6 separate regions of the Mus musculus genome follow, and all the other regions are linked to region 1. Evidence: chromatin loops called from intact Hi-C (ENCODE). Cell type or tissue: heart. All regions are shown on one strand.

Region 1 (4,000 bases):
TCATTATACGCCAGAAATTGACATGGATTAACAATATTAACAACAGCTTCATGATTCTAATCTCATTTAACCTTATAAAAGTTCTATGAGGTAGATGCTACTATAGTCCTTTCTTTTATCACAAGAACACCAAATCTGGGAGGACAGAAGTAACTTATCTGAGGCTAGAGAGCTAAAAAGTGGATCTGCGAGTTCTTAGCTAGTGCTCTCTTTCCCTTATCCCATTTTATTAGAGTTTGATTCTCTGGTTCATAATTTTATACTCTCAGATGTTCTCCCATGGCAGGTCTGTGCAGTAAGAGCGGCAAGAACAGGAGAACTCTGGGAATTTGCAAGCTGAGTTGGGAGAGCCTGGCGAAGGCTCATTGCCTCTGTTGAAGAAATGTCCAGGTTTGTTAAATGTGTCTATTCAGAGCTGCCCTGTGGATCAGCCATACACTAGGGTTGACATGATGGAGAACATTGAAGAGTGTCTTCTTCACTCGTAGTTAACCCATCCCAGGCTGTTTTGGTATATTCCCTTATCTGCAGTTGTCAAGAGCAACTTTCCTATGAATACTCCTTGCCTGCTGCTTATGCCAAGGGAGTGGATATTACCAGGGATCAGCTAGGACTTGGAATTTTATAGGATATCTCTGGAATTGGGAGCAGCAATAGACGTACATGCCACTGGGAACCACAGTGGACTTGAACTACGGGCCCATCTATAACTGAGACGGGGAGCCTATGGTTGTACAAAACTATCTGTGGGTCATAGGATTACTGCTATGTATCCCTAACCCCAAATTTCTGGTTCAAGTTCAAGAAAGAAACTCATGACTTCTGCTCAAGGCACACACTGCAAAGTATCAGGGCTGGAAGAGACTAAGCAAGCATAGAATGTTGTTTTATTGACTCTCATTCTGTGTCTATAGTGATGGTGAACACCATGAATTGATGGTAATGTTTCCCCTGGACAGGCTTAGATGTAGCCTCAGGCTCTTCTAATGCACCGTGAGCAGCCATGGAGTTGGTAGAACCTTCAGCTTTGAGCTGGACTCTTTTTTTTTTTTTTAATGGCTGACTCTCACTTGCACTGTGATAATGGAGGTCAGAGGTATCCTGCATGGTCAATAGGAGAGCTTCTTTCTCTGTTGGGTGTAATTAGGAAGGTGTTAGAGGGACCAGAAATGATAGGGTACCAAGCTGGAGTCTCGTCTTGATGCCACAAGAACGTGAGTGATCTTAGGTTAGGCATGACCTCCTCTGACCTTAGTTTGCCTCCCCTGAAATGAAAGGCTAGAGAGGACTGAGAGATGACATGGCTTGCTTTCAGATGTGTGGCCCTGGGACATTTTTTCTGCAATGTTGAGATATTTACATTACTTATGCCCCAATTCTTTGAGGACAGACATGGGACAGTCTCATTGCCACCCTACATACCCATATTCCTCGTAGACATTGGTGGCTCTTCACAGCTCTCTACCTGAACCTGTATGGATTTGACTATAGATGCCTCAGCACACGTTTTGGCAAAGATTATAGACAGCTACTGACAACCTACTGGGGTTTGTAGTTAAAAGTAAATGACAGAGTATAAATGGTATGTAGAAACAGTAACTTTGTGGAGGTGATTGAAAGTCAGGTCTTCACAGAAGGATGAAAGAAGAAACAACAGAAAAAGAAATGAGGAACGAAGATTACCTCGTCTTCAGGAAATTCCGTTTTATTTTGCTTTGGAAAATGCCACCCAGGGCTTCCTAGCTTCAGGCAAAGTCTGCCAGCTCACCTGGAACTTTGCTGCCTTTTCTAGGAATGAAGACCATACTGGAGGAATTCAGGAGTGAGGCTCAGGAAAAACAGAGAGTTGAAAATGGACCGAAATATCAAACAAGGCCAGAGGGCTACATTGCTATTTCAGACCAGTTGCGGTTTGACTGGCCTGAATCTGTGGAGACTTGCTTCCAGGCCTTCAGCTACAGGTTTGGCATTTCATCTGCTAGATGGCGCTGTACTCTAAGGAAAGGCATAGTCAGTCCTGCTTGACTTGGAGCCTGGGGAAGGCAGAACAACTGGGCAAGGCCAGCCTTTGCCCTGCAGCACCAACTCCTTCTGCCGGGGTGCCTCTTACTCTCTTTTCTATCTTTTCTATTTTATTTTGTAGTGTGGTAATGTTGTATGCTAAATCTGATAAGTTACAAGGCCTTTGTATCCTGGACAAAAGTGAGACAAAATGAGAAGTACATACATAAGACACACACACACACATACACACACACACACACACACACACACACACACACACACACACACACACAGAGTGGGGGGCAGAGAGAGGAGGAGAGAGAGAGGCAGAGAGATGGAGAGACAGAGAGAGAGACATACAGAGAGACAGACAGAGAGAGAAAGAGAGAGACAGAGACAGAGAAGAGGAAAGGGGTAGAGGTGATGACATTTAGGTCTCCTTGAAACCTCAACTGGTCTGTGGCCTTAACTTGACCAAAGGCCCTGGAAAATAGAAACAGTTCTCTCTGCATCTTGCCTCCTGAGTTGGATGCCTGGGGCTCCAGCTTTACACTGAAGCCCTCTAACTGAGATCTATCCAAGGCCAAGCTACTACACATAGGCACCAAGATCCAGTTTTCTGTGCAATTTTGATGCTAGGCTGCCAGGCAGGCTCCTGGTGTGCACATGCAGCCAGGGATAGAGTTTGCAACCCCCTTTATGGTATCAGTAGCCAGAAGGAGTGGAAACAATGATAAAGAGGGAGTGTGTAAACCAGGAGGGGACATAATGGCAGCAAGAGGAGAGAGAGGGATAAGGGAGGAGAGGACCAAGAATGGGGGTGAAGGGTGTGGGAAAGGAAGGATCACACAAGGAGGACCAGGCATCCAGAAAGAAAGGGCAGTGGAGAGATGAGGGCACACTGGTGCTGGATGGGAAGGCGGTGGGGGGCAGGAAGAGGTGAGAAGTGGAGTGAAGCTTTTCCAGTAAACATGAAAGCGGAGACACAGACCCAGCAGAGGAGGACAGCTCTGCTGGGCAAACAAGAAAACAGAGAGCGAGAAACGGCTGGGAACTGCAGAACCCCCCCCCCCCCCCCCGACAAGACAAGGTTCCTCAAAGGAGCACAGCCACAGCAGTGAGGATGTTGCAGAAGAAGTTAGTCAGGAGATGGGCAAGGAGACATTGAAGCAGAAAGGGAAGGAGAAGCAAGGGAGCAAGAGAGCAGAGCTGAATTTAGAAAGGGAGAAAAAAAAAGTGAGCAGAAACAATATGTTAAAAGCCTTCATGGGGAGGGCAAAGGCATAGGGAAAGAGCTGTTTATAGAATGTTTACATTAGAGCCTTAAAAACCGGAATGTGTGTCTTGGAGTATAGCCATTGTCTAGGAAACACAGCATGGCTTTTAAGCAAATGGTGGAGTCATCAGGGCCACACAGAGCAGATCACACTGGCCTGCTTTGTGGGCTTGCCCAGAGCTGCCTTCTTGTTGGCGGCCAGCCGGGGATGGAGGCTAGCTACCTGCTGGGCCTGCTGTCTGACAGAGGGCTATCCCTGTTCAGTTCATGGTGCTTTGAGTCCAGACGCATCCGTTCCTCTTGCAGGCTAAGAATTGCATCAGGATGCGGTCCGTTTGAAGCTGCTTCGAGACAGATGTCGGGTAGAGTAAGAGGAGAGACATGGTCAAAGGCATCCTAGGGTGGAGGTGAAAGGACAGGTCCTTGGAGTCTGGTGGCCACAGTTCGGTTCTGAGGTTTCTTTGTTTTTTATTTTATTTTATTATTATTTTTTTTTATCACGCTACCATGTAAACTAGCACATGTCTGTTTGCTGCTTTGAGCCTTTGGTAAGTGATCTATAAACTTTGCATTTTGTGGGGTTGAGAGACAGCTCAGTCAGTCAAATGCTTGGTACCTAAGCGCAAGGCTACAACGTTCAATTCCCAGACCGCTCTTAAAAAAAAACAAAAAACAAAAAAACAAACAAAAAAACAACTGGTGTTGAAGATACTTAGTGCA
Region 2 (4,000 bases), 530 kb after region 1:
AGTTTGTCAGAGGCTCTGCGTGAAGGCACCTCAGCTGATTGGCTCCTTAGCATCTAACACACCAAACCCATGCTAGGTGCCCAGAATATGCTGTGAATTGGAGTCGTTGTGCCCCACAAAGTCACTGTGGGCATCTGTGCACTCCACTCACACAGTCTCTCTGCTCTTGGGTGCCCTTCATCTTACTTCAAGTTCAGTCATCACACTGTCAGCCATTCTGCCTCGGCTGCTCACTCTTTCTGCCTCAGCTCAACTACTACTTTCTCTAGAAGACTTTTCCAGAAAGTCCTTAGATTATGTCAGACCTCACGATGTTATACCTTCAAAGCATTCTTGACTCGGACCTCAATACCCTCGTTAGATGTTATGTGTGTTGTGGGTTTATGTCAATTTTTCTATTGTAAGCGCCAAGAGTGGGAACAATGCCAGTGTTCTTACGAATGGGTCCACTACTCCTCATCAAGGGTCATAGGCATGCCAAATGCTTGAGGTTTAAGGGAACAAATGAATGAATGAGTGAATGAATGAATGAATGAATGAATGCTGTCAAGAGGTAGGCCTTACGGAGTTCTAAGCCAATTCAGAGTGTGGTTATCTGTTTTTATTCTGTGGAGCTCTGGCATATGTCTGCCTCTTGCAGTTTAAGCATCATAGACATGGATGACGTGGAAGCGGGTTGTCTTGTCTGGCACCACATGCATCCTGAAGTCATCCTGAACCTTTTGCTCAGTGTTTCTCCTCTGCAACTGATACAGAATTGAAAAAATAGGGGATGGCCAAGCTGATCAGGTAGGAGTCTCCATGGAGACAGGACAGCAGCTTCTGTATGTTCTGGCTTACATGGGGTGGCCTTTCATGACCTTACCTTGGGCTGTATTTCAGGGTAGTGCCATAGCAGTGCCTCCCACAAATGAATGTGCTGGTGGTTATGGGACACCCTCTTAGGTCTGGCCATGGAGTTTCTGTTGGTCGAGGCATTTTGTAAGCGCCATTAACCTCATCGTGTCCAGTCATTGCAAAATTAGTGAAGACATGGAACGTACAATGGAAAGATGTATCCTTAAATGACCCGGTCCCAGATGTGTGTATATCTTCTGTGGACCTATGAAGTTTGCACAACGACTGAGTGCCTGTAACTTTCAATTCCAGACAGATGTGGTTTTGTCAACCAGGAAAAAGAAAAAAAAAACTATTATCCACACAAAGTTTATATATATATATATATACATATATATATATACATATATATATATATATATATATATATATATATATATATATATATATATATATATGTTCTCTAGTCACACGTCTCATCAGCAAGCCAGGGCACATAATTAATTGACCAGGAGGCACACTGGGATTAATTAGCAGTTGCATAGGAAGAGTTTAGCTCAGCCTTCCAGGGCAGAGGATGGTGTTCTAGAATGACCAGTTCCTGGATTCCCAATTCAGCCCCTATCATGGGGGGAATCTCACTGTTCACTGACAATAGGACTGGGGGCTCTTGCCACCAATGTGGGCCAGCACGTGCACACCTGGCTCATGCCAGCAGAGGGCAGCAGTACGCTGTGCGTGTTCAATTTGCATTCCAAATTAGCAGATCCCGGTGGGACCTACAAAGAAAGGAAGTGGGTGCCCCAGGCCTAGGCTAATTCTCTCTGGGTGTTAACACTGGCCCGAATAATAGCAAACCCGGGCCTTTTGCAGTCCATTGAGTGTTGCTCTTCTCTTCTGCCATAGAGAAATGAACACGCCACTAGGAGCTGCTATCACAGACAGGAAGTAACTTTAATTAAATATCGTGAACGTTGAAAAGTTTTTTACAGTTTGAATTTTTGAAAAAAAAAAAGGAGAAGAAAAGAAAAGAAAGAAAGAAATAAAAAAGAATGAAATATAACAATCTCTACAGTAGTTGAGTGCTCTAACAATTGGATTGTACAGTGTGTGTCTATTGAAAACGTTTGAAAAGAAGGTGAAAGATTTGCAGAATGAGTTCATGGAGCTGCATCCTACATTGTGAGGCCGGGCATGGCGTGGACATATCCAGTCATCCAGAGGCAGGGCTCTTCCCCCAAAACGGAAATCTGAATTGAATTCTCTACTCCATCTTCTTTTTAAAAGCCATATTCTGTATTTAGGGGGCTATATCTTAAAGGGACTTAAAAACAAGATTTTGTGTAGAAGAAAGTGGTTCCTAAAACCAAACTACTTCTCCATCGGCTAATCAAACAGAAGTAACAAAACACAATTGATACACATTTTCTTTTTAAAGGCTCTTTGGGCTTTCCAGTAAAGTTCTCATCACGTCACAGCACGTGGCTAACAGATTGGTGGCGTCTTTTGTCAGGGTCTGAGCCGGACACCTCACCGGCTTGCTGCTCGTTCCTTTGCAGACAGTTGTCTGGCTCACCAGACAAAATATGGCTTTAGACGTTAGACATCTTGAGGCCAGCGCTTACCACACGAATTCAGACAACCTTTCTGAGTACGGAGAAGCAATGCTAAACCTTGCTTATATTTTTTTCCAGTTTCTTTTTATTTTTATTATTATTATTATTATCATCAGTTGTCATTATTATTATTTCTCACCATGAAAAATCAGCTTTCCTCCCTCCCCTCCCCTACCAACCCCCCCAACTTCCCTCCCCTCCCCTCCCCAACCCATAAAAATCCGCACTCTGACAGTCTAGTGAAAACCGTTGAAATCCATCCGGGCATGCACAGTCGCAGCTTTGTTAATGTTCTCTTGCTCTACTAGAAAAAGTAACATTGTCTTAAAGTAACAAAACAGTTCTTTTGTGCTTTTCGATTTCTCTCTTTTTTTTTCTTCTTTTTCTTTTTTTTTTTTCTTAGAATGTTAGTGATGGCTGACAGTTGGGGGGGGTGCACAGTACAATGTACAGGTGAAATGGATATGATTTGCATTGTTAAGGCATCCAATCTGCTGGTTTATATTTATGTGAAAGACAGAGAATATACAAGCAGACTTAAGAAAGAAAGTATGTTCATTGATCTCTATGAAGTTTCTCCCCCAAATTTAATGCACAAAATGCGTCACTCCAAAGGGAGAGATTCCATGCATATTACTAGAGTAAAACAGCGTTTTTGTATGCTTCCAAAGCAAAGGGTACATTATTTTTAAATCTACAGAACTAAATACTACAAGAATAATATGCTACTATTTTTTTGCCATATATTGGAAAAAACTTCTTAACTTACAAATAATACAAAAATAGACAATGGCTTTTGGGTGGAAATAAAAAAATGAAGCATGGTTTAAAACAATACTAAAAATACCTATAAATGAATTGTTTAAAAATCACATTGAAACAGCTAATACAACTATAAGTGACCAAACTATACTTGCGCACTGTTCACAAAGCAAACACACACACAAAATAAACTAGGGGTGGGGGATGGGAGGAAGGAGAGAAAAGCAATGTACAAATTCCAAAGATAAATACATTATTTATATGGATATTTTACAAAATCCCCATTAAAACAAACAAACAGAAAGCCTTTGAATTAACTTTGCAAGTATGTGCAAGCTAAAGGTAGTGCGCTTTTTATTTCTTTGCAAAATATGCAGTATAATTCTTTGCGTGTGTGAGATCGAAAATCTTAAGACATTAAAATGTATAAATAAAACAACTTTGGCAAAAAAAAAATCACAAAAGAAATCTACAGTATTTATAACTACATACAGAAACAGAAGGGCAGAGGTCAGCAGGAACACGCCCCCTCAGAGCCTTGCTGGCTGAATCTTTGCTATGGATTCTTTAAGAACACTTCCCAGTTGAAAGCAAAATTTCCCATAGAAAGCTGAGTTTGAAGCCTCAACCTTCCCTTCCTCTCTCCCAGTTTCCTTTCACACTGAACTCCAAAGCACTTTACCTGTTGACTGAATATAGAACTTTCCAACCTTGCGGAGTCTTGCGGATACAGACCCCTGTGTGATTTGGGACCTTGCGGAGTCTTGCGGGTATAGACCCGTGTG
Region 3 (4,000 bases), 930 kb after region 1:
TGGGACAGGCCGAAGCCAGGCCACTATCAAGGGAACCCGGTAGAGTCTGTAGCGACCTGGAGTCCTGGGAAAGCGGGGTGCAGCCAGGCAAGGGCGAGGGCGATGGGAAGATACCACGGATGCGTGTTGGGACTGCCGAACACTGGGACCCACGCGCCCACTAAACCCTGGTCTGTCCCCGGGTGGCATTCACCCACCTCTGTGGGGAGCGTGGGAGCCGCAGGCCAGAACGCCACCGGAAATCCGGACTCTGATCCGGGCTTGCGACCTCGCGGCGCTCCGGAAAAGTCCCTCCTTTGCTCATCCAGTCTCTGTCCCTGGGATAACCCTCCTTTTCTTGGAACCAACTAGAAAACTGAAGAAGAGGGTGACAGCCACTCGCAGGAGGTAGAGAACGATTAAACAATCTCTAAGGCTCTGTCGCAGAGACTGCAGTCAACGTGGGTAGGACCAGGCGCGGTGCGGTTCCACAAAACTGTCCCCTCTCAGAACGAGCTGAGGCCTCTCTCGGGTTTCCCCCGGGATCGTCCCAGACAATAAATAGATCCCATTTGTTGCTAGGTTTACCGGACATGAAATTACTCAATCGCGACTACAGTCCACTCCCATTGTACAGGTGAGGAAACGGAGGGTTTTTAAGAGAAGCGGAAGCGAATGAAATCTTGTTCCTGCCACACCGCTAATAAAGTTACCAAGACATTGTCTCAGGGACCAGTGCTCTTAACCTTGGAGTCAAACCTCCACCCGGCAGAGGCAGCTAAGGGCTATTCAACACCACTAGAATTCTTGGGTGCACTGAGTCCTGGTTACACATAGCGGGGGAGGGAGATAAGGGGAGCAGAGTGAAAGAGAGAGAGGGCGCTTGTCACGGTGAGGACAAACCACACAGAAGTCAGGAGAGTGTAGTTTCAGGAAAATCTTAACGAATATGATTATTTGAAAACAAGTTTGCGCTGTAATGTAAGTGGGTGCCTTTCCCCTCTCCTTCCCAGACAGGACTCCCCAGGGACGTGCCAGCTCCAGCCCTAGCTGTGTCACGTCCTCTCCCAGTCCCAGCTAAGGTCTAAGCTTGCCTAATGAAACGACCTTAAGTACAGGACTTTGCTATGATGTCCGATGTCCACGATGTCCACTACAGGCCAGAAATCAGAACAGCTGAGCATGTGTTTTAATTGTGGGTTGGGGGGACATGGTTCAGTCTTGGTCTGAGCACGGATAGCTAAAACCCGACGTAATTCTGAGTTGAGAGAAAATAGCTGGTGGTGTTCCAGAAAAAGAACTCTAGGCTGGTGCCGCCCAGGGGTGGAGTTCAGCTGGTACCCCACTTTGAGAATTTTGCTTATCTGCCTAGGAGACTAAAGCTGGCTTTCTCCACATAGGAGGTGGGGTGGGGTATCCAAGGGTTTTAGAAGGGAGCTCTCCAGCAGTTTATAAGTTAACACTGCTTAAGTTTTAAAACAAACTGAGATGGAAGAAAGAAAAAAAAAAGCAGGGAGTTGGGGGGGGGGGCTATAAAGATTTAAGAGAGAAAAGGGCCTGTTTCCCTAAAGGAAAGTTAAGAAAGGAAAAGCGCATTCGAGAGGTGGGTTCAGGATACCCAAGTGAGAAAAACTGTGTGCTCCTTTTTTGGGGGCAGCTTTCTGGGTATTTGCGCGGTGGCGCTGTGCGCTTCCTGGTCCTTATTGGTAGCTTTGTTTAAAGTGCCTGTGGTGTGAATGCAGACACGGGTTTTCAATCAGCGAGCCTCAGCTACATTATTTGAGGGTCTGAACAGTGCATTCTTGGCTCCGTGTGAGCGCGCGTGCTTCAGTGCGGGCCCAAGGGGTGCACAGGTGCACCTCTATCTCGAGTGTGCATGAGAGTCACGTGAAGACATAGTTTATGTGAGTACAGTGTGCAAGCACAGAACTTGGGTACCGAGCAAGATCGTACACGCGAGTCTGAGCCCGCACTTGTGTGTGTTAACTGCCGCAAAGACATCCTAAGAATCAAAGTCCAGCTAGGCGAAAGCAGCAGGCTGCGTGGAAATCGAGGTGTCAAGGGCAGCGGTGAGACTGCAGGTCCCTTGGCCTTACGGGTGGGAGGGAGCCTGCTGGAGGAGCGCAGGGCATGGCCACAGGCCGGGGGTGGGCGCCCAGCTCAGCTCCCTGCAGACCAGGTGTAATTTCCACCCACAAATTACCCGAACTGAGAGCGCAACGGTCCCTGCTGGACAGTTCCGCGCTCTTAATGGTTCCTCGCGGACAGTTTCTGATTATTGATGCGGCGTCCAAAAAGAGACCGCTTCCGGGAGATTTGCTTGTGTGTTCATTCCCCTTATCGCTGTTGATTTGCTTGGCTGCTACAAAGACCCAACCAAGCCGACCAGCGCGACCAAGAAAGAAGTCCTGAGCGGATTCCATAGTGCAGGCTACTTGCTGGCCAGAATTGTCTTCCAAGGTGGAGTCACAGCGCCACCTCGCGATCCCCTAGCTCCCTTGCGGTACTGCCGCTCGAGAAGGAGACTTTGCAGGTCCCCAGCCTATAAATTCCCAATGCTGGTTCACACTCAACATTTCTTTATTCGGTTAATAAGTTCTTCATTTTCCCAGGCACACCTTGAACACTTCTGGACTACCCACCCGTCAGGGTTCAATCTCCAAGGTTGCCTAAATGAACCTCTCTCTCCAAGACAGCCCATGGGTACCTTTCCTCAGCTTCCCCTAAGGCTCAGTTCACACTGTCAGAAATACAGTCTCGCTTCCCTCCCTGATCAAGCAACTCCTCAATAATGTCGAAAATTGTTCTTCAACATCAACCCAATCTAGAACTTATTGCTGAGCGTGTGTGAGGGAGTCTCTGATCCAATGTTTTATGCTAAGCATAAGGCAGTCTTACTTAATCATCCTACATACCAAGCCTTGACTATTTATTATTATTATTATTATTATTATTATTATTATTATTATTATTATTATTTACATGAAGAAGCCATTGTTAGAGGGGCTAAAGTGCCCAGCCAAGGTCATGAGCCCAGGTTAGTCTATCTGATGCCAGAACACACCTTTAGCAGCTCTATGTCTTGCCAACTTCATCAGCTCTATGGCCTCAGGCCATGTGGCCAGACAAGGCTCAGAGTCAGCATTCATGTAAACCCATTGCTCTGGAGAACGGAGACAGGAAGAGGACTGCTATTATCAAGCACCTTGTTTGCTCACACAGCATATTACAGTCTATCACACATAGCTCATTACAGTGTATTGCACACAGCATATTACAGTCTATCACACATAGAATATTACAGTGTATTGCACACAGCGTATTACAGCATATAACACACAGCACATTACAGCCTATCACAGAGCATATTACAGTGTATCGCACACAGCACATTATAGCACATATAACACACAGCACATTGCAGCGTATCACACACAACATATTACAACACATGACACACAGCATATTACAACATATAACACACAGCAAATTACAGTATATCGCACACAGCATATTACAGCATATCGCACGCAAGGATTGCTAACAAAGCATATTACACCACTCTCTACCCAAGGGACCCTAGCCAAGCCAGTCATCCTTCCTTCATCTTTTTTTTAAATTAAAAATATTTTAAATTTATTTCTATTTTATGTGTATTCACATCTTACCTGCATGTATGTATATACACCATAACCATGCCTCCTGACACAGAAGGCAGATACCCTGAAACTGAAGTTACAGACAGCTGTCATGTGGGTGCTGAGAACCAAACCTAGGTCCTTTGCAAGAGCAGCAAGTGCTTTTAACCAGTGAGCCATTGCTCCAGCTCCCCAACCTCCTTATTCTTAAAAGTCAGTTTACTGTAAGGGACAAAGGAGAGACGTGGATGCTACATACCCGATGTACTGCTCCACGCTGCAACCAGCACAAATGCAGCATTTGTGAGCACTGGGCTCACAGCTCGAAAATCGTAATTACTGATAGTCACCAACTAACACACCAAACAAAATGAATCTACTAG
Region 4 (4,000 bases), 530 kb after region 1:
AAGGCAAAAGAAAGTTAAAGGGTTGCAAATAGGAAAAGAAGTCATCAAACTCTCCCTACTTATAGATGACATATTATACATTAGTGATCCCCAAAATTCTACTAAGGACACTTCTAGAAATGCTAAACAAAGCCAACAGTGTGAGAGAGCACAGAATCAACATACACACATGAATAGCCTCTCTACACACAACAACAAACATATAGAGAAAGAGATCATGGTGCGAAAAACTAAGAAACTGAAGAGGAACCATTGCCACCCCCAGGAGGTACAACAGAAAAGGAGAATAAAAGAGTATAGTGACCTGAAGAGGACAATTGGAAAAACAGGGAACTTTAATTAGAGATGCAGGAAAAGATAAGTACAGAAGGAGAAGGGGGCACTTCCAGTAAGGGTGGCTGGAAAAAAGTTAAGAATCATTGACTGTCTAAAAATACGTGTAATACACCATTTTATGCATAAATGAGAATATATAGTTTAAATAATTTTTGATCTCTGGGATGCTAATGCTTTCTCCAAGAGCCAAAGACAAACTAACAAAAATCCCAATAGCAGGTTTAAAAAAAAAAAAGCCTTCTTTTGAGTTGTTGGTCAAGAGACCCTCAAAACATTATAGGTTGTTACTGTTGTCCTTGATTGCCCTTTCAGAGGTAGAACATAAGTCCCTATTTTTGAAGATGCAATGCAATTCAGGTACAGAACCAGAGGCCCTTGAGCTTGAAAGCTCCCTCTCTGGGGACGAGCTTTCATGGTACCAGAAAGTGCCATGCAAGCTTCCAAAATGATGCAAACAACAGTTCTACCCAGCTATGATGCCCGTAAACCACCACAGCTAGAATGGCGTGTTAACTCAGCGTGTGCAACAGTGGTGCACATGCCTTGGTGGTAACCAACAACTCTCTAATTGGACTCAGTACCCACTCAACATGAAGGATATGCCTGGTACTGGAATACTAATCAATTTACCCTAGGCTGGTAAAGCCACGGATCTTAGTGGAGAACCTACAACGCCTACTTTATTAAACCAGCATAATCCCTAACTATATCCTAAATATTTGTCATTAAATCCACAACTGCAATTGGTACTCCACATCAAAGAAAGTTCTCTTCTCAACAGATGGAGACCATTCCAGAAATCTACAACCAATCAAACTGCACACTACAGAGTCCAGTCCCAAAGGATACATCTATAATACCACTCCTGCACCTAAGGTTCAGGGACCATTTTGGAGAAGACAGAAAAATGTTAAGAGCCAGAGGATCATAGAGTTTGCTGTGTGTGAGATTGTGTCTCCTAAGAATGTCAGAAGCTATACCCATAATGTCTTACCTACATGACTGTCTAAACATGTGCTGAACTAGGACAACATGCTAACATACACGGGAGAAGTCCCACTCCTATACAAAGAGTGACAAGCAACTAAAGAATGGTAAGAGTTGGAAAAACAATCTTCCCCAGGGAAGAACACTCTAATTGGTTATTCAATACCCTATGGTATTCTCCATGTATGTCTATGTGTGTGTGTGTGTGTGTGTGTGTGTGTGTGTGTGTGTGTGAGTGTGTGTTTATATAGACTCTGCAGCCATACATATATATATATATATATATATATATATATATATATATATATATATATATATATATTTCAATATATTCTTGCCATGGTTCCTGCTTCCTTGTCTCTTCCAAATCCTCCTCCTTATTACCCCGATCATCCATTTCCACACCATTTCCATACCTTCTTTCTCTCACCCTTTAGAAAGCAAACAGGAAAACAAACAAACAAAACAAAAAAACTATTTCTCTGGTCCCTCCATCCACCCACAATATTTTGCTAGTATATAAAGGATAATTTGGAAAGTAATTTTTACCAGCCTTGGGTATTTGATGTTCAATGTAGTTGAATTTGCTTAATAACTATAAGACATTTATGCTAAATTACTATTAGAAGAATGCTTTAATAACAAGATCACTGGACCAGAGAGAAGAAGAATAGCCATCAAGATCTAGGAAAAAAATTAAAGAAAATAATAAAGCTAATAGATAAGTAAATACAGACAGAAAGAATAAGTCAAATGTTATTAAAAGTTGAATATTAAGAGTCTGTTTCCCTCTGTTGTCCTGCCACAGGAGATCATGTTTGATTAGCACAATGTCTCCCCCTTTCCCTTCTCTGCTAAAGGGGAAGGAGCTTTGCTGCCAGAAGGGATGTCATGAAGAACCAAGCAGTGAATAAGAGTGAAGAAGGAAGAAGTTAGCAATAAAAACACCTGAAGAACAGAAAGAGGGCTTTCGCCACGTGGAATAAAGAAACAAAGATGGGGAGCAAGGGGACCAATAACAAAGAATTAATTATCAGTATTAATTATTAGCACTAATCGGTATTGAAGCAGAATTGGGTTCTTTTTAATAGCCATTGGAGGATATAAGCAAGACATTTGATTGCTGCTTCATTAAGTTTGGCTATTGAGCTTGCTAGTGGAGTCTGTGTAGACTTGGTGCCACAGATTCACTCAGACATGTTGGGATCCAGTGGCATTTGTTACAGTGTGTGCTGTGACTCTTTGAGTCATTGCTGTGTCTCCCCTAGGCAGCTGTGAGAGAGATGTGTGAGTCAACATGATATCATCATATCCCTAGCTCTCAGCTTGAAGAGGTGTCTAATCTATGGTTCATGGAGGGCCACATGCCCGCCCCCAGAATAGCAAAATTGCTACCCTTCACAAAATCAAAAACTTCCTTAAAATATGAGATTATTTTTGTACTGATGTGTGGGTGTGGGTGTGTAAAATTCAGAGTGTGAACTGCGTACAAGACAATGTCATGTCAAAACGTTAGCCATGTCTATGAACTTAACACAAAAGAGGCTCCCATAAAAATGTATCTCATAAGTAAAACCTTTCTATAAGGGCCCGGAAATAGCTTGATTTCCATTTATCCCTTCTGACTTTCATGGAGCAATCCATGTTATTGAATGAATCATGTGTAGTAGGGCACCTTCCATTTTATTGACAGTTCACCTGCATCTTTGTAGAGCATGAAATTTTCTTTAGAGTATCATTCCCAGCACTAGAAGTTTCCTCCAGAAAGCTCATAGTGAGCAGGCTGAGGGTTAATTCCAGGACTCAAAACTTTTGTTCTTGCTACAGAATGTGAAATTTCTACCTTTGGTGGGGGAGGGAGGGTATATGCTAAATAGATCAAAATTAGTTCCAACATACCGTAACTCTCCAGATAAAACTACTTGATGCTCTTGTTTAAGAAAGAAAAAAATGAAAACAATATCTTTCTAGTTCTGGAAACTGAATTTGAAGATATAGGAAGGATTGGATCATTGGCTCCACAGTAAGAAAAATAGGCCAGAGAGACCAACGTCTTCTTAAAGGGAAGTTCTCTCTATCTCTGTCAAAGGTGTGAGCATTCAATTGGGCATTGCAGCTCAGTAGCAAAGTCCATGCCTAGCATGTGTGAGGTCCCAGGTTCCATTCCCAGCTCCCAACATGCATACTGGTGACTACTCTTTTGACTTTTTTGTTATCCATTAACTCCCATATTACATCGACCATTGAACCATGATGGCTCTTTTACATCTCTTAGTCCTATCTACTTCCCCCTTTTATCTCCCTAATCCAAGCTGTTCATGTCTTGAGAGGACCACTACAATAACCTCCAGGTGTTCCTCAGTTTCCCTCTGCCCCCTCTACAGGACATCTCTAAGGTCCGTGTATGCAATATGGAAGTCTCCCCACTGTTTATGAGGATAATAAATGTGTGCTGTGACATAAACAACAAGAAAATATAAGTAGAGCAGAGATGGGAGACCATAGATGACAGAGAGACATGGAGAGAGGTCTGCCTGAGATGGAGCAGAAGGTCTCTGGCAGGTCAAGATCAGAAGCAAAATGAGTTCAAATAAGCTTAGGTTTCCCCCTGCAATAGGGTGAACTTGGGGGCTGATTAGAATGTAATATATTGAGGAATGAACAATTGATCGTGTGA
Region 5 (4,000 bases), 140 kb before region 1:
TGGAGCCACCTGAGCCTCTTCTTTGTATTGTGGGTACTCAATGTGGATTTCATTCAGCACTTATAGGTCATTCACTCAACTCCAGGCACTGTTTAAAGTGCCTCAGATATACTGGGTTTTCTTGCCTAATCCTCTCAAGTGACCCCACAGGGTAGACGTCCAAGCACAGCAAGATGAAGTCACAGTGTCACACAGGTGGCCACTAGAACTTCTAAGATTTGAACCCAAACTTGCTTTGTCACGGAACGTAAACGTGTTATCTGCTAAGGATCCAAGCCATCACTGGCAAGTCATACATTGTTGAGTGACGCTTAACTCTTCCTCTGCTTGTAAAACATAAAAAGTATATGACCTCTGCCTAATGTGAACCTCTCCAGCCCCTAACATTTGAAAGGAATCTGTTTTTGAGTTAGCTGGACTGCCTTATCTGATGGACAATGATCTCTTTCACTGACCCATGAATCCATTATGTTGTAAATTCTGCCTGCACACTCCAGGCAGAATGTATATTCTACTTCTATTTACAGGGTAAACATAATATTCTATTTGTAATGTGTCTGTCTCTCTCTCTGTGTGTATTTGTGCATGTGTGTGCATGTTTTCTTCAATTGTTCTCCACCTTATTTTTGGGACAGGTTCTTACCTTGAACCTGAATCTCACTGAGTGCACTGCTTGGGTTACAGGTATGGGCTGCTGTACCCAGGTTTTCATATGGGTTCTGGAGATCTGACCTCAGGTCTTCATGTTTGCACGGTAAGTACTTTACTGACTGACTCTACTTCCCTAGCCCCAGCTGTTCAGTTTTTATGCAATGACCTTACTAGATACCAGGGTATAACTTGTGTCCAATAGTGAGCCAACTTTGGACATTTGGGGATAAAGCCTTTAGACACACCTCAGGATAAAGAAGTTAGGGTCCACCTGGGGATTGGCTCTTGGCAATTGGGATTAATGTCACTGGCTGTGTGCTCTCCTCCACACCTGTTTCTGGACCGATGTGACGTGCTGGCTTCACACGAGTGTTCTCTCAACACCTCTTCCTCCTGCTTGCCCTTGCCCTTCCTCTTGGTCTGGGGCCCCACTCCTCCAGCAGCATCCCATCTGAAAACCCTTGACCAGAGTGGCCTTGTCATGTCTCACCAAGCCCCATCTGTGTTTGGGACGAACATCCAAGCATTACACACTCTTCTCTAAGAGTGTAAAATGTTGACTGCGCCACTTAGCCAAGGTTCCCGCCCCCCAATCCTCACCCCCAGAAGAGGACAAAGAGAGGCGAAGCCCGAGGAAACACGGACATTTCTGTGTGAAACTGAGAAGACATCCTGTTCCACTCTGGCTCTCATAAACATTAAACTTCTTTTTAAATGGTGATATTTCTAGCCTATTCTGACTGAAATGTATTGATTTTTTTCCCCTCTGTGAGTCACTGCCTATTTTTCCTTCCTACAGTAGAAACATATTAAATATCAATGTGATGATAAAAAAACACATATGTGTATGTGTGGGTGGGCAGATGAGAGCGTGAGGGGATTGTTTTTACAAACTCTCAGAAAGGAAATGGCTTTCTTACAGATTCCCACATCGTCATCCAGCTCCTCACATCCTCAGTCCACTGAAACAAAACCAAATAACCATTTCCGGTTTGAAAGCCAGCAGGGGAAAAATTTCAGAAAGTTCCGGCGATGGTCCGCCATTTCGGGGCTATGTGTCTATATACTTAATATATATCAGCAATTTGAGGTGGTGAGGGAGTCAGGCTGCTATTCCTACTTTGGGCAGTAGAGGGCAGATGTTTCCACTCCTGCCTGGCTGATATTACCCAGGCAACAACATTATGTTTATGCAAACAGCCTTTGACATAATAGCTTTGCAACAGCTGAAAATTGAATTGTGCCTTCAGGCCAAACATCTAGACCACCGCCTTTGTTAGATTCCTCTGCCGCAGTAAATTGCGCTCACCCTTGGCTCCGGAGCTACTTTCCCCTGGATTCCAGGCCCACGATAACTTTAGAAGAAAGACAAATGCTATTTCTTCACACAAATGGTCCTTACGTATTTTTTTTTGTTGTTTTTTTGTTTTTTTGTTTTTTTCACTTCCAACTCTCATCTGAGGGCCTGAAATTGCTGCGTGCATTTCTCCAGCCAACTGAAGAAAGAAAATAAAAAGAAAACCCGAGACCTACACCAAATCCATCGAATTCTAGAATCTCTGTGGGTTCCCACAGCTTTTTAGTGCTTCCACTTGATCTAATTAGGACTTCGCCTCCCGAAATAAATACCTAATAAAGAATGAACCTATTAACAGACTAAATTTACTACACGCCCATTTGTGTGAGTCCTTTGCGCGTTTTCTTGAAGTGGTAATGCAGATGAAACTGAACGTTGTTTGAGTGGATAATGGTCTCCCGCTGTAAGATGGATTGTAGAAAGTAAAGGTGGGGCAGGAGGGGGGAGCAGGTCGCTTTATTGAATTCCATAGATGATAATGGTGTCACCTGAAATAGCTTCCTGAATAGAGAGTAAAGGGGAGAGAAACAGCAACATCCACAGCCAATGTGCAACCGGGGAACAGTTGGTTTTCTTGGAAGTAATCTTACATTGGTTTTGGGCTCATTGTCCTAGTTTTGGTGTGTGTGTGTGTGTGTGTGTGTGTGTGTGTGTTGCTAGAAGGTAGATTTAAAAATAATATTTTATTTTTAATTAAATTGTGTGTGTATGTGTGCTCGTGCGCACTACATGTGAGTACAGATTCCTGAAGAGGCTAGTGATCTCAGGTCCCTAGGTGCTGCAGTTGCAGGTGCTTGTGAGTCACCTGACCTGGGTGCTGAGAGCTGATCTGGGACCTTTTGCGAGTCATGCCCTTTAAATGATGATCCGTCTCTCCAGCCCAGAAAGCAGATTTCAGAGACAGTTGTTGTTGGGCCTCATTGATATCCTGGTTGGCTTTTGTTGTTGTTGTTAACTAGACACAAAAAGGTCTTATTAGATTGACTACGGCAAGTCTCTATAGAACATTTTCTTGATTCCTGATTGGCATGAGAGGGCCCAGCTCATTGTGGCTGACGACACCCCTGGACTCATGGTCCTGGGCTGTATAAGAAAGCAGGTCTAGCAAGTTGTGGAGAGCAAGCAAGTAGGCAATGTTCTTCCGTGGCTTTTGCTTCAGTTGCTGTCTTTACATTCCTCTCTTGAGTTCTTGCCATGGCTGTCTTCAGTGGACTACGGCCTGGGATCCATAAGCAGAAATAAACCCTTTGCTGATTGCTTGTGGTCATGGTGCTTAGCACAACAATAGAACCCAAGCTAGGAAAACAGATGCTTTCGGAGAAAAAAAAATAGATAATGTCAGTATGAAACTGAAACTTAGTGTGTAGGGGTGTAGTAGAATTCATTCATTAGCAAATATTCACCAGATGCCCACCTGCTACAAAGTAACTCTGAAATTGCAGCTTGGATACACGGTGGAAAGGCAAGTCCCAGGTGTTCTGTCCGTCTCTCTTCTCTTCTCTTCTCTTCTCTTCTCTTCTCTTCTCTTCTCTTCTCTTCTCTTCTCTTTTCTTTTTTCTTTTTTGGTTTTTCGAGACAGGGTTTCTCTGTATAGCTCTTTGGCTGTCCTAGAACTCACTCTGTAGACCAGGCTGGCCTCAAACTCAGAAATCTGCCTGTCTCTGCCTCCCAAGTGCTGGGATTAAAGGCGTGGGCCACCACTGCCTGGCTTACTTATTTCTTTAGGTTGCTTCCCAACCTTGATCAGCTTGTAGCCCCCCACCCCCCTTTGTTGGTCAAGACATTTTAATAGATCTCCAGGTATCAGAAATAGGTCTATGAATCAAACACTGACTGATAACAAGTCATGAAGAAATTAGTCTTAAAGCATTTATTTACTACACAATTTCCCCGTTAAAGTTCAAAGCAAATTTGCACCCTAGTGAAAATAAATAGGGCTTTTTATTATTCATGGTTTTACTAATTTTTAAATACTTATTTTTAAGTGTGTAT
Region 6 (4,000 bases), 200 kb before region 1:
CCAGATGCTGCCTGCCTCCCGTGGTGGGGCTGGTGCTTATACTATTTCCTAAGGTCCATGAACACGAATGCAAAAACACTTAAATACACACACACACACACACACACACACACACACACACACTGAATTCACGAGATACTAGACGTGATTTATAGCACACACCACATAGGAGGCAGCTAACAGACCTCCCATCCCACTCTGTCCTCTGCCAGCTGCGCCCTCCCTTACTTCAGACAGATCTTGCAACTCTGTTATCTAGGCCACACTGTATGTGTTTTTCACACCCCAGCTGGCTAGACCAAACCTTGGGATTATCTCTGGATCATTTTCCTGTACCTCTCAGAGGTATTTTTACAACCAGAGCTTTGGAGTTAGCACATGGTGAAGGGAGGCTGAGGCAGGAGGATTGTGAGTTAGAGGTTAGACACTGTTGCAGAAAGAAACAGAACCCTACCAAGCTTCTTGTAGTTTTCACTCATTAGAACCTCACTGAGAGCTGTTAGCTTCCTCTGCTGAATAAAGACTGTCTCCATTTTGTTAACCACTTTGCCTACTGAAAAAAAAAAGTGAATCCCCATTTTTATGGGTTCAGGTGTTTGTAAAAATAAGGATTTTTAAAGTGCATAGTCATTTTTCTAAAAAGAAAATAATTTTGTTTCTATGGGTCTGAGCATCTTGCCTGCATGTAAACCTGTTTATCTTGTATTTACATTGATTGTGGAAGCCAGAAGAGGCTGTTGGATCCCCTGGAACTGGAGTTTTACAGACAGTTGTGAGTGGCTGTTTGAGTTCTGGGTCTTCTGGAAGAGCAGCCAGTGTTCCTAACCATTGAGCCATCTTTCCAGCCCCTAAATCATGTAGTCTTAATGGGAGATGTCATTTGAATCATTATTGATCACCATACAGTCTTCTAGTCTCTCCTTTCAGTGACTCTGAAAAAAGAAAAACTGGTTTTGTGTCTCTCTACACTTTTCTTTAATGTCTTGGCAGGACGCTTGCACTTCCTACTATGCCTCTTGGTCCTCCCACTATGCCTCTTGGTCTCCACACTGTCATGCTTTCTCCCCCATGCTATGCCACATTATTTCACCACAATCTTTCTGAAGGCCACCCCTTAGATTTTTCTCTCTTTAGATTTTTTTCCTTCACTGTTTCTGTTACACAGAGATGTTGGTGAGTGACAGTAACATGGTGTGTCCTGTGTACAAGGCCATTTGCATGCCAGTAGGGACTACTGCATTTGTACAGTCTGAACCCTGGTGAGTATTCTCCTTGGGAGAATTACAGTCACTCGTTAGACCAAAGAGACCAGTTTTTGGCAGAGGATAGCCAACCTCATGTGTGAGTTTCCCCATGTCAGGGTCAGGGTTAAGTTGCATGCTGAGATAAGAACATGAAAGAGAACTTGACATTACAATTTAATTTTGTCTAGTGGCTTCGATGAGCTCCTCTATAACCAAACAATAGAATCATAGTCACACATTTTTGGATAGCTGGCTTGCTGCGATTTCCTATGTATTTTGAATGGTGGCTTTCACATGATAAATCTTGAATAATTATTTGTGAAATAGGCAGATCAATAGATTTAGTTTCCCAACATTTACCCAATCTGGTCTTCACCTATCGGGACTGAAAACACCTTTCTCTTGAGAATTCTGACCTGAGAGTTATTTGTGAATTCTGCCTTTTTCTTCTAGCTGCCAGAGGGTGTCGCTGTTGAAGCTGTATTCTGACTTAGCCCAATGAGGCTCCTATATCTGGGAGTCTGTGCCAGAGAGAGGCTGTTTCTATCTCTGCAAAAGTCAGGGTGGTCCTCTAGGGACCATAGGTCAGGGATGTTCAGAGCTCTGGGTGCCAAGACTGCAGATCTGAGCGTGTCTCTGTGTCCCTGGGCTCTGCTACATCCTGGGGTATAAGCCTACCCAGGAGTCTGCTGGAAGGCCATTCTCAGATCTGTGCACTCACACACAGGGTTTTGACCTTCCTTTTATAGAGAGCATTCTTCCAAGAAGACAGTGTCAGGGCCTCCCAAGGATTGTTGTCTATCCTGCCTATAGTGTGATATGACTGAAGATGCTCTGGCTAAATAGAACTACTAAATGGTGTTGGCAAACACAGATATGATGCCAATATTAGGTACAAGACATAAATTCAGTCATTCAACAAGTCCTATATTAGATAGTCTCATTACATTTGCCATAGGGAAGAGAAAAATATCTGAGTGTGTTCAAAGCCACATTTTCAAGGCTTATATTTTAGTGAAGGGTAACATGAAACCCTGCATGTCTTTAGAGTGACTGTCCTTAATCACTCCACAGTTACTCTGTCAGCAACCTTTGGAGGAGCGCTCTGCAAATAGAGGTATGACCTCAGACAACACTGCAGTGTCAAAGGATTGATTCTTCCTTCTGGTAGCAAGGAACTCAGAGGCTCCAGGTGTCCTAAATTTCCTGCCCTTAGAATTCTCCAGTGTCGACTCACTTACTTAACAATCTGCAGTCATACAGATGTCTCATGTGAGACCTCTTCTATGTCCCCTGACTCCGAAGTTCCATGAGACGGAACCAATCCTACCAACTCCCCCCCCTTTCCCGCCCCCCATGAAAACCAGAGGAAGTCAGGAATGGCAGTGCACCCCTGTAATTCTAGATTGCAATTCTAATATTCAGGGGGGAGTTTGTGGTCAACTTGAGATATATAGTAAGTTCCAGGTCAGCCTAGACTATAAATCAAGTCAAAACAAAACAAGACAAAACCAGCAAAAATACCTATCCAGCCGCACTGAGGTCCAATAGGCATACACCAGACCTTCTAATCCCCTTTGAGAAAGATTACAAAAACATTCCGATTCAGCCTGTTCTGTTCCTTAAATCAAAATCTAATTCTCCCTCCTATGTCTATAATTTGAGGTTAGTTTAAACCAAGCCAAGTCTTCAGAGGCAATATGAGATGATTTCTTTGTTCAAAGAGCAGGGGCATTGCATCTTGAAGTGAACATTCAAAGCTTTGTCTCCTGAAGGATCCCTGAGAGGGCTCTAACCAGCGTGTGTGCGCGTGCGTGTGTGTGTGTGCATCTGTGTGCATGTGTGTGTGTATGCATGTATGCATGCGTGTATTTCTCAGTCTTTAAGAATATTTCTCCTTAGAAAGTGTGTATAAAAAAATCCTCCCACCAGTTCTGATCCAATGGTGCTAATGTGCCCCTGGGAAATCATGTCCCCTTTAAGAGTAGCTTCATGTTCTCTCTCTGTCCCTAAGCAAGAGAACTGGGTTGAGCTTTATTATTAGAAATTTGTCTTAGGAAAGCGTTTGGTTTTCTTGTCTTTTCTAAATGGAGTGTATTAACCTACCAGAGATTAATTTACCGCTAGTGGTTAAACTTTTTTTTTTTAAGAGCATCTTTGTGAGGTTACAAATAATAATGTTTAAAGAGTTTCGTTCTGGTGCTTGGCATACTGTGAGCATCCTGGAAATGCTGGCTGGTATTGTCATTGCTGCTATGACCTCTCTCATAAGTGGAGCCACTTCCTGCTTGGGTAACCAGCCCTAGTTATGGGATCTTCACTGTGGGGAAGTGTTGTCTGTCAGCTAATATATGGGAAGTGTTTAGTGTAGGCTTCAGCACCTAGTGAGCAGTTAGCAAATTCAAGCACGTTTCTAAAGTGTGAATCTAGCATGGTAGATTTATTTAGCTGAGGCAATAGATAAAAAAAAAATCTCAATGACACCAAGAGAAATGAATTTATTTCTGATTGTGCTGTGGGTTCCAGGCATTCCAAAAGACGGCAGAAAACTTTGGAAGCACGTACCAAAGTCGTATCAGAATTAAGAGTATAAGCAAAATGACCTGGGTGGCCCCTTCCCCGGATTCACACTTGGCAGGGACATTTTATGGGGTAGGGAGAGTGTGGATAGATGATCATTGTCAGATGTAGAACGGAAAGTCTGGCTAAGGGTCAGTAGAACCTTGACTGACAGTTGGCAATTGTGTGTGTGGGTA

The links. Peaks named below come from ENCODE experiments on the same cell type or tissue, not always from the same donor. Only the 100,000 strongest peaks of a DNase experiment are listed, where the experiment ranks them.
Region 2: it touches region 1 in a loop (5-fold over the local background); 26 of 42 quality-filtered maps call a loop at or near these places.
Region 3: it touches region 1 in a loop (6-fold over the local background); 35 of 42 quality-filtered maps call a loop at or near these places.
Region 4: a loop joins it to region 1, with 6 times the contacts of the local background. A loop is called at or near these places in 26 of 42 quality-filtered maps.
Region 5: a loop joins it to region 1, with 2.2 times the contacts of the local background. A loop is called at or near these places in 4 of 42 quality-filtered maps.
Region 6: it touches region 1 in a loop (2.7-fold over the local background); 4 of 42 quality-filtered maps call a loop at or near these places.

The regions. Positions count from the first base shown.
Region 1 is chr11:45,537,634-45,541,633 of GRCm38, reverse strand. No RefSeq gene overlaps it. Among named protein-coding and RNA genes, the nearest start is that of Gm22284, 100 kb to the left of the region's middle. In heart, a CTCF peak has its summit at 1,975; a DNase peak (open chromatin) is centred at 1,983; H3K27ac peaks cover 542 bases.
Region 2 is chr11:45,005,864-45,009,863 of GRCm38, reverse strand. Ebf1 (early B cell factor 1) reads right to left here. Exons shown (of 16, transcript NM_007897.3): 16 at 1,768-4,000. Among named protein-coding and RNA genes, the nearest start is that of Gm51859, 81 kb to the left of the region's middle. In heart, a CTCF peak has its summit at 1,553 (motif pointing right); DNase peaks (open chromatin) are centred at 923 and 1,563; H3K4me3 peaks cover 223 bases.
Region 3 is chr11:44,609,506-44,613,505 of GRCm38, reverse strand. No RefSeq gene overlaps it. Among named protein-coding and RNA genes, the nearest start is that of Ebf1, 6.6 kb to the left of the region's middle. In heart, no CTCF peak of the experiment used is centred here; DNase peaks (open chromatin) are centred at 155, 1,775 and 2,305; H3K4me3 peaks cover 2,340 bases; H3K27ac peaks cover 1,128 bases; H3K27me3 peaks cover 1,184 bases.
Region 4 is chr11:45,010,874-45,014,873 of GRCm38, reverse strand. No RefSeq gene overlaps it. Among named protein-coding and RNA genes, the nearest start is that of Gm51859, 76 kb to the left of the region's middle. In heart, no CTCF peak of the experiment used is centred here; no DNase peak of the experiment used is centred here.
Region 5 is chr11:45,676,667-45,680,666 of GRCm38, reverse strand. All of the region lies in intron 3 of Gm39816 (a long non-coding RNA gene), which reads left to right. Among named protein-coding and RNA genes, the nearest start is that of Gm35282, 25 kb to the left of the region's middle. In heart, a CTCF peak has its summit at 1,776 (motif pointing right); a DNase peak (open chromatin) is centred at 1,766; H3K27ac peaks cover 496 bases.
Region 6 is chr11:45,734,537-45,738,536 of GRCm38, reverse strand. The region is part of intron 2 of Gm39816 (a long non-coding RNA gene); the gene reads left to right. Among named protein-coding and RNA genes, the nearest start is that of Gm39816, 16 kb to the left of the region's middle. In heart, a CTCF peak has its summit at 1,696 (motif pointing right); a DNase peak (open chromatin) is centred at 1,816; H3K27ac peaks cover 397 bases.